Linked DNA regions of Homo sapiens: region 1 is linked to region 2. Evidence: chromatin contacts called from ENCODE Hi-C data. All regions are on one chromosome and are shown on one strand. The core of a region is the stretch at or near the end of the contact, and the rest is flanking DNA. Distances in the headings are between cores, read along the strand shown.

Region 1 (6,575 bases), core at 4,001-6,500, 1.1 Mb before region 2:
TCGAGGCCAGCCTGACCAACATGGTAAAACCCCATCTCTACTAAATATACAACAATTAGCCAGGCGTGGTGGCACATGCCTGTAGTCCCAGCTACTTGAGAGGCTGAGGCAGAAGGATCACTTGAACCCAGGAGGCAGAGGATGAGCCAAGATCATGCCATTGCACTCAAGCCTGGGCAACAAGAATGAAACTCCATCTCAAAAAAAAAAAAAAAAAAAAAAGAGAAAGAAAAAGAAAAACACGAGTCTCCATATTGAATGGGGGCCATGGGTGCTGAGCAGAACAAGGAAAATAATTTTAAATTTGAAATTCAAACTATCAATCAAGTATGAAGGTAAAACATTTCCTAATGTATATTTAAAAGTTTACCACCCCCAAAGATACTTTCTCAAAAAAAATTATCTGAAAATATACTCTAATAAGATGAAGGGAAAAGAATCCAAGAAAGACAAAGATATTAGACTCAAAAAGCAGCCCTAACTCAGAAGTGGAGTAAGGAGGAACCCCAGGGCAATGGCAGTGCAATGGGCCAGAGGCAACCAGACCAGAAGAAGCAAGGGGCTGGAGTGTTTTCAAAAAGAGAGTGGATTTATTTTAACAGACGATGAAAAAGAATCTATTGATAAGATAAACACATATTCTTGATTTGTCAAAAAAGGAAAAATAAAGGCAATCAGAAGCTCCTGGAAAAATACAGAAATTAGAAATATGCTCCAAATGGGAACAAAGTAAAAAAGAGAATGATTTTGAGCAATTATGGGGGAAAAGAGAAAAGCTTTGGTACTGACACTTGAAACATTACCTTCCTAGCTACACATATCTAGTGACATAAAGTTATGTCTTTTCTTACATATTCAATCATACAACTTGATTCTACAATGAATACCATCTACAGAACAAAAATACGGCTGGGCGTGGTGGCTCACACCTGTAATCCCGGCACTTTGGGAAGCCAAGGTGGGTGGATCATGAGGTCAAGAGGTCGAGACCATCCTGGCCAACGTGGTGAAACCCCATCTCTACTAAAAATACAAAAACTAGCTGGGCATAGTGGCGCGCACCTGTAGTCCCAGCTACTCGGGAGGCTGAGCCAGGAGAATCGCTTGAACCCGGGAGGCGGAGGTTGCAGTGAGCCGAGATTGGGCCACTGCACTCCAGCCTGGCAACAGAGCGAGACTCCATCTAAAAAAAAATTAAAAAAATAAATACAAGGTATGTATTCAGTGCTTTACATATTTTTGTAAATACTGTTTACTGTAAATACAATTTACTGAAATCTCAAGTTTGGAAATCGGTCACAAATACTGCTCAGTAGACTCATTATAGTTACAGAACAAAGTTTAAATATTACAAAACCTGGCCAGGCGTGGTGGCTCATGCCTGTAATCCCAGCACTTTGGCAGGCCGAGGCAGGTGGATCATGAGGTCAGGAGTTCAACATCAGCCGGGCCAAGATGATGAAACCCTGTCTCTACAAAAAATACAAAAATTAGTCAGGCGTGGCGGCAGGCGCCTGTAATCCCAGCTACTTGGGAGGCTGAGGCACAGAACTCCTTGAACCCGGGAGGCGAAGGTTGCAGTGAGCCAAGATTGCGCCACTGCACTCCAGCCTGGGCAACAAAGCGATACTTTGTCTCAAAAAATGAAAAACTGGCTAGGCGCGGTGGCTCACGCCTGTAATCCCAGTACTTTGGGAGGCCGAGGCAGGCGGATCACGAGGTCAGGAGATCGAGACCATCCTGGCTAACACGGTGAAACCCCATCTCTACTAAAAATACAAAAAATTAGTCGGGCGTGGTGGCGGGCGCCTGTAGTCCCAGCTACTTGTGAAGCTGAGACAGGAGAATGGCATGAACCCGGGAAGCAGAGCTTGCAGTAAGCCGAGATCACGCCACTGCATAACAGCCTGGGCAACAGAGCGAGACTCCCTCTCAAAAAAAAAAAAAAAAGGAAAAAGAAAAAGAAAAATTACAAAACTTGACAACATAAATATAACAATATAAATGTCAGAAACTGACAGAGGGAGTAGAAAACACAGTGAGTAAAGGGGCACTAATTTCCTCATCTTAGGGAATCAAGATATGACATAAACCTGAATTTCTTTACCATTTAAATTACTTCTCTGATAAATTTCTAAGTTATAAAAAGGTACAGTGCCAATAAGAATAAATACGCTTTTCTAAATGAAAGACATCATTTAACACCTTTATTGAGCATTCACTATGGCAAAACACTACACAGTACACTGATGTTTCCAGTGATGATCCATTGGTTAGTCATGAAATCAATAGTGGGCTACAATTTTTAAATGAAATAGAATAGAAAATATTAAAGTTCGAGCCAGGCACAGTGGCTCACGCCTGTAATCCCAGCACTTTGGGAGGCAGAGGCGGGAAGATCACGAGGTCGAGTTCGAGACCACCCTGGCCAACATGGTGAAACCCCGTCTCTACTAAAAATAGAAAAATTAGCTGAGCATGGCGGCACGTGCCTGTAATCCCAGCTACTTGGGAGGCTGAGGCAGGAGAATCGCTTGAACGTGGGAGGCAGAGGTTGCAGTGAGCCGAGATCATGCCACCGCACTCCAGCCTGGGCGACAGAGCAAGACTCTGTCTTGAAAAAAAAAGAAAATATTAAATTTCATTGTATGTGCTTAAGAGCTGTAAAATGTTCCTTGTATGTGTATATTTGTTTGTACAGAGTAAAATGTATTTATTACTGAGGGTCATGGGTCTGCTTTTTAATTTTTCTCTCTCCTCCTTTAATGCCAGCTCTCAGTCGTCATTCTATTGCTGTCAGTGACTCTGTATCTATGTAAACTATTTCCATCTATAGTTTATGAATTCTAATCTTCTACGGAGAAAGACAACGTAGAAGATTAGAAACTGAATTCATCTTTATTTTCCCCATGCCCCTCCAAAATTTGTTCCAATTCCTACCTTCTTTATGCCTAAGGCTAAACACCATTATACCAAGCTCTAAATTTTGGAATCACTGGTGACTCTCCTCCCCTTCCAGTATTCTCTAACCTCTTCCAATCAGTTGCCAAGTCCTGCTGTTTCTCACTTAACAGTCTCCCATTTGCCTCCTTTCCCCTCATCTTCACTGCCCATGCTCTGGTTTGCATATTTTTCATCTTTCACTTGAATTGGCACAACAGCCCCTTACTGGTCTCCATATTTTTTTTCTTTCTTCCTTCCTCAACCCATTATCCAAATGCTGCCATTATACTCTTCCTAAAGGACATAACAAACAATAGGTAAAGCTCTGAATACATCCCTTTACACACTTCTTTAACTCTCACAATCGACCTACAAGAGTGATATTATCCATTTTATAGACAAGGAACCAAAGGTTCTGAGAGATTATGAGACCTGTCCAAGGATATACAGTTAAAAAACAATGGCGCCAGATTCAGCCCAGATCTGTGCAGTTCCAAAGCCCATGCTAAACTGTATCCTGTCATCTCTTGCCTAAATATCCCTACTCACACTCCCCTATCCCATCTTTCCCTTCACCTGAAAGAATTCATCTTGTTCTCCGAAATTCATCTCAAACATTTTCCAATAGAAAGCTTTCCAATTTCCCCTCCCCAAGGCTATGTTTCCACAACATTGGTGTTTACCTTTATCATATATCTGGCTTCAATGCAATTCTTTATTCATGTCTGTTTCCTCTTCTAGGCTCTCTGCTCCTTTAGAGCAACAATCATATCTTTTTCATCTCCACAACCCAGTATATAGCCAAGTGTGCACTACATAGGTGTTCAACATATGTGAATGAATTAGCTAAATTTTAAACAACTAGATAGTAAGGACAAGAGTCTATATCCTTTACATCTACTAAAACACCCAGCAATGCTTCCTCATAATAGCTAAAATAATTCTGTTTGAACGAACGAATTAACATCTGTATAGATTCCCTCATACACACCTACATAGATGAAGAGAGGGGTGAAATGAGCATATATGCTTTACTGCTTTAACCCATAGGCACCTTGAATTTGAGTAAATAACGGATAATAGAATAGTGAAGGGTAATTAAGAAAGCCTGATGGTATAACTAATTCCAAGGAACATCAAGTTTCCAAATATCTGGTGTCTCTGAAGCATGATGCTGGGAAGACAGATCATCAGTTTGACTTACAACAGAATTACAAATACGTACTTATTCAGGGGACATTAAATTTTTCTTCCTCTGGTGTCTAACAAAAATGAGTCCCCAAAAACTCTTTAGAACATGCCTTCACAACAGGATATGACTGCCATTTTATTGATAAGAAAACTGACATTACATAGACTAAAAATACATAGCAGTGCAGTTGGTGAAAGTAATGAAACAGAGGTCTGCTAACCAACAAACACGGACCCTCACTTATTCCTCTCATTTCTCTCTTCTGTTTCCTACGTTCTTGGGAAGCCTGGATATGATAGCCAAGTCTTCCTTTCGTTCACTCAAGAAAAAGCATTTAATGTTGACCAACTCTGAGACAGGAAAAGCCTAGGCCCTGGAGCTACTGAGACACAGCCTTAGCCCTCCATATGCTTAGTGAAGTCCAGTCAACCTCTGAGTTCTGCCCTTTGGCATCTCCACACCTTTTTTGGTGTTCCCTCGTCTAAAGCACCTGCATCTTTCTCTGGCCATTTTACTAATATAACCGGAGTCTTACTCGTAGCTCATTAACTTTAGGCCTCACTGAGGGAACCTGGGCACTCAGGTGTTCACCCATCTCCTCTACCACAACTTTCTGTTCTCACCGTGCTCTCACCACAGCACCGTCATCCCCACGGAGGGTTTTCGAGCACCAAAAGAGCCACCCATGCAAACAAACTCCCCTCCCAGAGATAAATCTGTCAACCCCTGCCGTCCTCTCGCTCTTTAGCCCCACAACTTTCACTACCGGGCCCTCTCCCCGCCATAGTGCCAAGAGCGTCCAGACCACGACTAGGGGGCGTGCGCGCGCCGGGAGGGGAAACGTGCGCGCGCCGGGGGGTGGGGGGGCGCCTAGCCCAGCGCCAGCACGGACCATGCACAGATCAGCAATCGCTGGCCGCCAGGCCTTCGGAGGGTCTGTCCGCCGCGGCTTCCGCTACGGGCGGCCTCGCACCTTCTGGCTCAGTACGCGGGACTGGCGTAGCCGCTCCTCGGCACTCATCGCCCGCAGACGCTGCTTCAGCTCTCCCCGCAGGCTCCGCTTGGCGCTGCTCACCGCTGCCGCCGCCATCTCACGCCCAAGCCGAGTCCAGTCCCGCCCTCGGCGCCCTGGGCGCCCTCGGGTTCGGTCTCCGCCCCTGGCCGCTCCCAGGTGGATCCGCGGCCTAGGGGCGGGTCGGGGCTCGGGGAAGCGCCCCCACCCCGCTTCCGGGACGCGGGCCCGCGGCGCGCCGCGCGCTTACCTCGCCTCTGGCCCTTGGGACCCAGCCCTCGTGCGGTCCCCGTGGTCCGGCTCGCCCTCCCCGGTTAGGGGAGCGGTGGCGAGGCGCCGTCGCTGCCCTGCCGCCTGACCTCCCTGAGCCTGGGCCCTCACCGGGACCGCGGAGGCGGCAGCGCCACTGGCGGGGATGGTAAAGATGGCCGGCAGTACCCACGGTGCCTGGCATCTCTTGTACTGTTCAGTAGTGGGACTTCAGGGGCCAGAAAAGAAGGGCAAGGCAGGACATGTAGCGAAATCGTCACGAGTCGCTTAACTACAGGGATAGGTCTGACAGATGCCCCGATTTCCTTCTTGTGCAAACATCAGAGTGTAGTTACACAAAGTTACTACACACCTATGCTACACACCTGTACAGCGTATTTTGTACCGAATACTGTAGGCAATTGTAAGCACCGTGATACTTGTGTATCTAAACACAGAAAAGGTAATGTGTTGGTTGGCTACCACATCAGTAGGTATTAGGAATTTTTCAGCTCCATTATAATCTTAAGGGACCACAGTGGTTGATGGAAATGTCCTTATGTGATGAATGTATAGATGATACATAATCGGGAACACTGCTAAAGCAATAACTGTAGTGTAAAAGCCAAATTTTGCGGGTTTCTAGTGTGAATGTATTCCAGGTAATAGTGCCCACATAGGTACTTCCTGTTATAACCATCAGTGACTGTTCATTCCCACCACTCAGCTCTGATTAAAACACAAAAATGAATTAAAACTAAAAGCAGTTGGGGGGTGGGTGAGGCACTTGCAGGAAGAGGTAAAAGAAACTGTTAAGTCTTAAACTGCTCCCAGTAGACAGGCGCCTCAGATGGCATAGACGGTTGCCTCTCAGATGTGACTTCCTAAGAAAACCAGAGCTGTCTCTGCCAAAAATACGTCCCTACTGACCGCCCCAGTGTCTTAATCCCCACCGTTAAGAATCACACCTCCTAGGTAAAGCATTAATTAAGTGCCCGGTGAGAATGCACATGGCTTGAGAGGGGAGTTCTGGCTTCTTTATGGAATCTATCAACAGCTTCCAGGGAAAGCTAATGCAAGTCCCAGGGGGACTGTGTTGTAAGAAAAAGGGAAGGCCAGGCAGGTACAGCGTATACATAGTGCAATTAGATTTGCTGACCTAAAAGTTAGAACACGAGG
Region 2 (6,642 bases), core at 1,131-3,630:
TAAAACTAGGATGAAGTAGCTAGTGAGGGGTAAAGCTGAGTTCAAAATCTGTCTTTTTTTTTTTTTTTGAGACAGAGTCTCACCCTGTCGCCCAGGCTGGAGTGCAGTGGCATGATCTTGGCTCACTGCAACCTCCACCTCCCTGGTTCAAGCGATTCTTGTGCCTCAGCCTCCCAAGTAGCTGGGATTACAGGTGCCCGCCACCATGCCCAACTAATTTTTTTATTTTTAGTAGAGATGGAGTTTCACCATGTTGGCCAGGCTGGTCTTGAACTCCTGACCTCAGGTGATGCACCCGCCTTTGCCTCCCAAAGTGTTGGGATTACAGGCGTGAGCCACTGCGCCCAGCCAACCTGTCTTTTTACTACATTATGTGGCCCTGCTATTCACAAAATCAATCAATTGCCCAGGCATGGTGGCTCACGCCCGTAATCCCAACACTTTGGGAAGCCAAGGTGGGAGGACTGCAAAGGCCAAGAGTTCAAAACCAGCCCAGCCAACATAAGGAGACCCTGTCTCTATAAAAAATAATTTAAAAAACAAAATCAACCATCAAGTCCTGTTAAAAGTATAAAAATCTCACATTTCTCCCTTCTACTCTGCTCCTGCAGTTTCTAGCTTAATCCACGTCTTCCTCACTATCCTTCATTTGCACTTCTGTCACCAACATGTGTGGCAGTACAGGTAAAACAGTTCAAAGAACTGGCTCTAAAAGTCGCGAAAGAATTTGAAACTCAGCTAGCTTGCTGTGCGATGTGGAGCAAGTTATTTAACCTCTTTGTGTCTCAATGTCATCATCTAGAAAATAGGGATAAGTACCTCCCTCATGGATGGGGTAAAAGGATTAAATGAGATAATGTGTTTTTCTTGGCCTTCAAAGTCTCTCCCCACTCATCCATCCTGTTATCTACTGTTCCCAGTGCAATCTTTGTTCATCTCTTCAGCACCCTCTTCGTCTAGCTCAGGGTCTGAGTAGGTCAAGGGGAGGATTTCTCATGAGGTGATGTTCTCACTCTGGCAGATCAAAAGGCTTTATTTGCTGGAGTCCAAAAAGAGACAAGGAGATTGCAAGGGAGACGGTGAATGGGGACGTTCTCTCTACACTCAAATCTATCCCAATCTTTCCATCAGCTGTTGATGACCACATGAAAACACAAGCCTGCATTCTTCTAGTCAGATGCATCAGGTGGTATTTTAAACTCTTGTCTGAAAGTCTTTCCCTTCTCCCGTAACACACACAGAGATAATCACAAAATAACAAAACATCAGTGTTGGAAGGAATCTTAGGACCCATCCTAACCTCCTCATGTTGCAGATAAAGAAACCGAGGCCTAGAAACTAGACATAACCTGCCCAAGGTTCCACAGCTATGCAAGTCAACCAGGACGATACAATCACCTTAGGAAGGGGAAAAGGCAGCAATGTGGTTTTGGCCAGTAATCTTTACCTTAAAGCGTATTACACACTCCCTGTAACTGCACACTCCGGTGCGTCCAAGTGACAAACCAGAAAACTTACTCTCCTTTGAACAAAAAGCGTGAGTTTCACGATACAGAGCCATTAGCCATTGATACTTCTCCCCTCAGTAAAATAAATCCACCCACAAAAAGCACAAAATTCCCAGCAGGGACATATACCAAAATAGGAAGTCTAAAATTATACTGATTTAGAAGACAGCTGAGATAACCATTAAGGAAGACCATCTTCACTGCAACCCACTCTCCCACCCACTCACCGCAAAACAGAAGGAAATGCTCTTTAGTAGATTGGGAAAGGTCACTCTCCCTGTTTGCAGGGCTCACTGACCACAAGAATCAACGCAAAGACAACCAGGGCACTGAAGGGTGAAGGGAGAGCAAAGCTGAACAGTGAGGGGCAGATCCGTGATTGAAGTGGTTTGAGAAATGGCAGGAGGAACAGGGCACTGGAATGACAGAGGGCTGGAGCGAGGGTCAGCAGGGCGCGCGGGTCAGAGGAGGAATGGAGGGTCAACAGTGGCTTCAGTGGGTCAGTAAGGATTCAAGGCATGAGTAGAGGAGGTTAGGGGGTCAGAAAGGTCCCAAGACAGAACAGGTAAGGGGTCATAGGGAACAGGGTCCCGCACAGAGAAGAGCCGGGAGGGTGTGCGCGCGCCGCGGACCTCCCATTGCTCCAGAAGACGCGCCATGTCTGCATCATTGTAATCGCGAATATCCTTCTTCTTCTTCCGGGGAGGTGGGGTAGACTCGTCGGGCGTCCCGGGCGAGCCTTCGGCCGCGCAGGACCCAGGCGGTGGTAGCAGTAGCAGCAGCAGCAGCAGGTCAGAGGCACAAAGCAGGACCACGGCCTTGCGCGCCCACCTGGAAGCCGCCATTTTCGCTGCGCCGCGCAGCGCCCTAGACGCGCTTACCCGACCTGCGCGGGCCGGACCCCGCCTTGCACACGCCTTCCTGTCCGCCTTTCCGAGGCCCCGCCTCCCGGCCCTCGCTAGCCTACCGGGCCCCGCCCCGTACCATTTCCTAACCCCCGCCTCTGGAAGCCCCGCCCCTCCGCCATTTTGGCCCCGCCCCACTGGCTCCTCCTCTTGGTCCGGCTGAGGCGCTCTGTCCCGGCTGGGTGGGTCCCTGAGTGCTCATTTTTCGTTTTCCGTCAGAGGCCGACCTTTTTCTCTGGAACGCACAAGCCAGGTCCAAAAGTTCCTTCAGGGCCTCCAGGAACCACTAACCAACGTCCCTGTTGACCTCAGTTTCTCGCCTGTGAAATAAATTGGAACTGGAAGTTCTGGAGGCTGCCTCGGCTCTAAAAAAGCCCATTTCTGGATGTCGGACGTTTATCCTCAGTCTCTTGCAATTTCCTTTGAGAACAGCCAGTTAAAAAGAAGTGAGTGGCAGGTAGGGCAACTTTTTTCAGAAAGTCATAAATAGTTCGAGTCCACTGCTTTCCTCATCAATAAAGAGGATTCAGTTCAACCAGCTTTCAATATTTGTTTTTTTTTTCCAAAAAGATCATTACTATTCATCCAAAAAAAAAAAAGCTTGCCTTTCTTTGATTTCAACCTAATACTGTAGGCTCTAACTAATCCTTTTCAAGGCTGAATCACGCTACTTTTTGTTTCTTAAAAAGATTTTGGCCAAAGATGCTTTGAGATTCTTCTTGTTTTAAACGGCTCATCAGCTGATGTCTTTAAAATGTTTAATTACATAAGACCTTAAAAAACAAAAAACAAAAAAAACCAAAGGCCGCACGGTGGCTTAAGCCTTTATAATCCCAGCACTTTGGGAGGCTGAGGTAGGACGATAATTTGAGTTTAGGAGTTTGAGACCAGACTGGGCAATAAAGCAAGACCCGCATCTCAAAAACAACAACAAAAAACGCTTCATTCTTTATACTGCTGCACAGTTTTATTTGGTATTGTTAAATTAATAGTTTATTTTCCTATTGATGGGCATTTATTACCAATTTTTCTGCTATTACAACAAAAAAGAGCTGTAGTAAACCTTATTCAAGCCTTGTTTGGATAGGATTAGTAGGCTGCATATAAAAGAAAACTGACTTTTTAAGGTGGTTTAAACAAGATAAAAGGTTTTATTGTGATTGACTTTTCTTTCACAGAAGCAGTGTAAACTCGAAACTAGGGCTGGTATAGTGGCTTCTCAGCCATCTGGTACTCAGCCTCTTCCTCATCCTTCTATCATATTAGCCTGTGGCTTCCACCCTCAAGGTCAGAAATTCCAGGATGGCTCCTGGAGCTCCAGTCATCAAGATGACATTCAACCAGAGGAAGGGAGAAGGCAGGCCAAACCAAGCACACCTTTCAAGTGGAGTCAACTTCTTTTAAGCAGCCTACTTGAACATTGCATACATTTCTGTTTACATCTCATTGGCTGGAACCTAGCTCTCCAAGGGAGGCTGAGAAATTGTCTTCTAGCTGTATACATTGTCATCTCAAATGAAATTAGGATTGTTATAAAGGGAAAAGAATAAAGTGGAGGTTGAGTAGGCAACTACGCCTGCTTTCCTTCACTCTTAGGACCAGTGCAATTTAAATTCTCTCACACCGTAGGAGTGGCTGATATTCTACATATTCATGCATGCATCTGTATGTAAACACGCTAAGCTATGACCTTTCCTATTGACGTTGAGCAGAAACAACTCATAAGAAAAAGATTTTTTCTTTTGTGAAATCATAGGGGAAATGTCATGAGCTTTCTCCCCAGAGCACATTGCTCCACCCAGTGGCTTGGAGCCCTATCCTAGTGCAGTCATACTAAAAAACATGCACAGCTGTGGCTGATCATGTGCTCTACTGGGAGGGGTCACCCTGGTAATTCATATTGCCAGCTTCAAAGTTAAGGGGCAAACGTGTTGGGATTCTTGGCCCACATATCTAGTTATAGAGAATAAGATCATTGAAAGTTTTACAGAAATTGTTGGGAATGTGTAGAAAGTTTCAGGGCTACTGACTTTCCTCTAAGGAGGAAATCAATTCGGCATATAATCCACTGATATGAAAACATCTGGATCAATTGCATTTTCAACATTTGGATATTTGAAACTTACTTTAGTGTTTGGAACTTGATTCCATTCAACTTGGGGGGAATTTTATTTACCAAAGACCTATTGTTAACCAAGAATCAGGTGAGGCACTGATGCAAAAATGAATATAACAATATCCTTACTCTGGCAGAGCAGATAAACAATATGCAGTAAATTTCATGCAGATTACAGGAGATCCGGGCCCAAAGGGATGATGTGATGATGATGATAATCTCTCCAATTTAAATAAGAGGAAATCCTGGTTTTACAATTACACAATTTGTCTGAGGCTGCACAGCTAGTGCAGCGGCAAGGCAAGAATCTAAGCCGAGGTGTACTGGATAACAAGGTCCAGTCTTCTTGGAGTCCTTCTTCCGCCACAGCACCATCTAGGTTAATCAGTGAGGCACTCAGGATGGTTAAATTGGGAGCCAAATGGAAAATGCATTGAAAAGTCTGGAGCGAGGAGCACTCAGATGGGACAAGAGTCTGTGCCAGGTACCAGGTGGTGCAGTGTAGACTGGAGAGGACAGATGTGAAAGATTGTGTGCTCATGGCCTAAGTGAAGCCACAAGTCTCTTCAGTGCTCTGGGGTTAATACTAACCCCACCTCTAAGTGATTCAGTGACTGTGGATGGTAAAGTTGAATCTCAGATCTAATTAGTGTCTTAACCTGAGCTCATCCTGGCATGCATCATTCCACAACAGAGGAGGGTGAAGCAAGACTTTCTAGTACTATTTGGAAGCAGGCGGGGGTAATATTCAAAATGTTGAAAAACTGGAGTAGCACAATTACCAGTTAATCAGAACTGAGGCAGATGAGCTGATGGGTACAGTCACCATTGTGCCAAACATTAACCCTCTAATGACTGACTCATGGGAAGGCATAGGAGGAGAGGCCTGGGGATGGGCTGAGAGAGGTAATGAGTATTTACCATTTTGCACTTTTGTTGCTTTTTAATCCAATGTAAGAATAGACGTACTGCATACTTCCTGGGTTTTACCAGCCCCTAAATTTACTCACTTAAAAAATTTAATTACATAGACACGAATCATTCATTGTAGTTGCTAAATATTGGTAGCAACTAACTCGTTGCCTTTTGTTGGAATTTCAGATTTTCAGTAGAGAATGTGACTGGCCCAGTCTGAGGCAGGTGTCCATTCCTGGTCACCACCATTATTTTTGGGCAGAAGAGCATACTCACAGAGTTAAACATAATAATTAAAATTGTGTTTTCCTGGCTGGGCATGGTGGCTCATGCCTATAATCCCAGCACTTTGGGAGGCTGAGGCGGGCAGATCGCCTGAGGTCAGGAGTTTGAGACCAGCCTGGCCAAGATGGTGAAACCCCGTCTCTACTAAAAATACAAAAATTAGCTGGGTGTGGTGGCATGCACCTGTAATCCCAGCTACTCGGGAGGCTGAGGCAGGAGAATTGCTTGAACCCGGGAGGCAGAGGTGGCAGTGAGCCGAGGTTGTGCCACTGCACTCTAGCCTGGGTGACAGAGTAACACTCTGTCTCCAAAAAAAAAAAACAACTTATAAATCAATAAGAAAAAGATGAACAACCAAATGAAAAACGGTCTAGGACATGAATAGGTAATTCCCAAAAGAATAAATATAAATGGCCAGTTCACATGTGGCAAAAACAAAACAAAACACAGAATCTCTCTAATATCAAAAAATGCAAATTCAAACATGTTATAATTTTTAAATTATCAGTTGATCCTGGATAAAAATACAGACAGTATACACTGTTGACAAGGCTAAGGAAAGAAGTCTTCTCACTCACTTCTCGGGGGATGGAGTTTTCTGCTTGAAAATTAGGTGAAATGTATCAACTCCCCCTCCCCACAAAAAAGTGCATAATATGATTAGCAAGTCTACTTCCAAGAACTTGACTCTGAGGAAACAGACAATGAAAATAATAGTAATGTTAATATTGAGCACTTACTATTCGACAGGCATTCTGCTGAGTGCTTTCCGTGTATTTCTTCACTTACCCAATGTAACAATCCTATAACACTCTCCATGAGTGGGGAAAATGAGAACAACTCTAAGTGTTTCAAAAATTGTAGACTATAAAATCTACATTTACAGTTGCAAGCTGTATTCCACACATATGAT

The links. A loop is a pair of places that touch in the nucleus more often than their neighbours do. Pooled maps may share reads with other maps.
Region 1: a map of naive thymus-derived CD4-positive, alpha-beta T cell shows a loop between it and region 2 (6-fold over the local background). The contact joins the promoter of MTHFS here to the promoter of MESD in region 2. A Hi-C loop is called at or near these places in 2 of 168 maps with a recorded cell type or tissue (CD8-positive, alpha-beta T cell and naive thymus-derived CD4-positive, alpha-beta T cell), 2 of 37 single-sample maps with no recorded cell type and 11 of 50 pooled maps.

Annotation. Positions count from the first base shown.
Region 1 is chr15:79,891,764-79,898,338 of GRCh38, forward strand. It overlaps MTHFS (methenyltetrahydrofolate synthetase), which reads right to left and starts at 5,251. Exons shown (of 3, transcript NM_006441.4): 1 at 5,109-5,251. The coding sequence starts at 5,225. The region is part of intron 2 of ST20-MTHFS (ST20-MTHFS readthrough); the gene reads right to left. RefSeq lists a silencer at 5,260-5,559 and an enhancer at 5,700-5,749.
Region 2 is chr15:80,987,439-80,994,080 of GRCh38, forward strand. It overlaps MESD (mesoderm development LRP chaperone), which reads right to left and starts at 2,381. Exons shown (of 3, transcript NM_015154.3): 1 at 2,141-2,381. The coding sequence starts at 2,353. RefSeq lists enhancers at 1,462-2,076, 2,065-2,344, 2,077-2,690, 2,330-2,624 and a silencer at 2,375-2,654.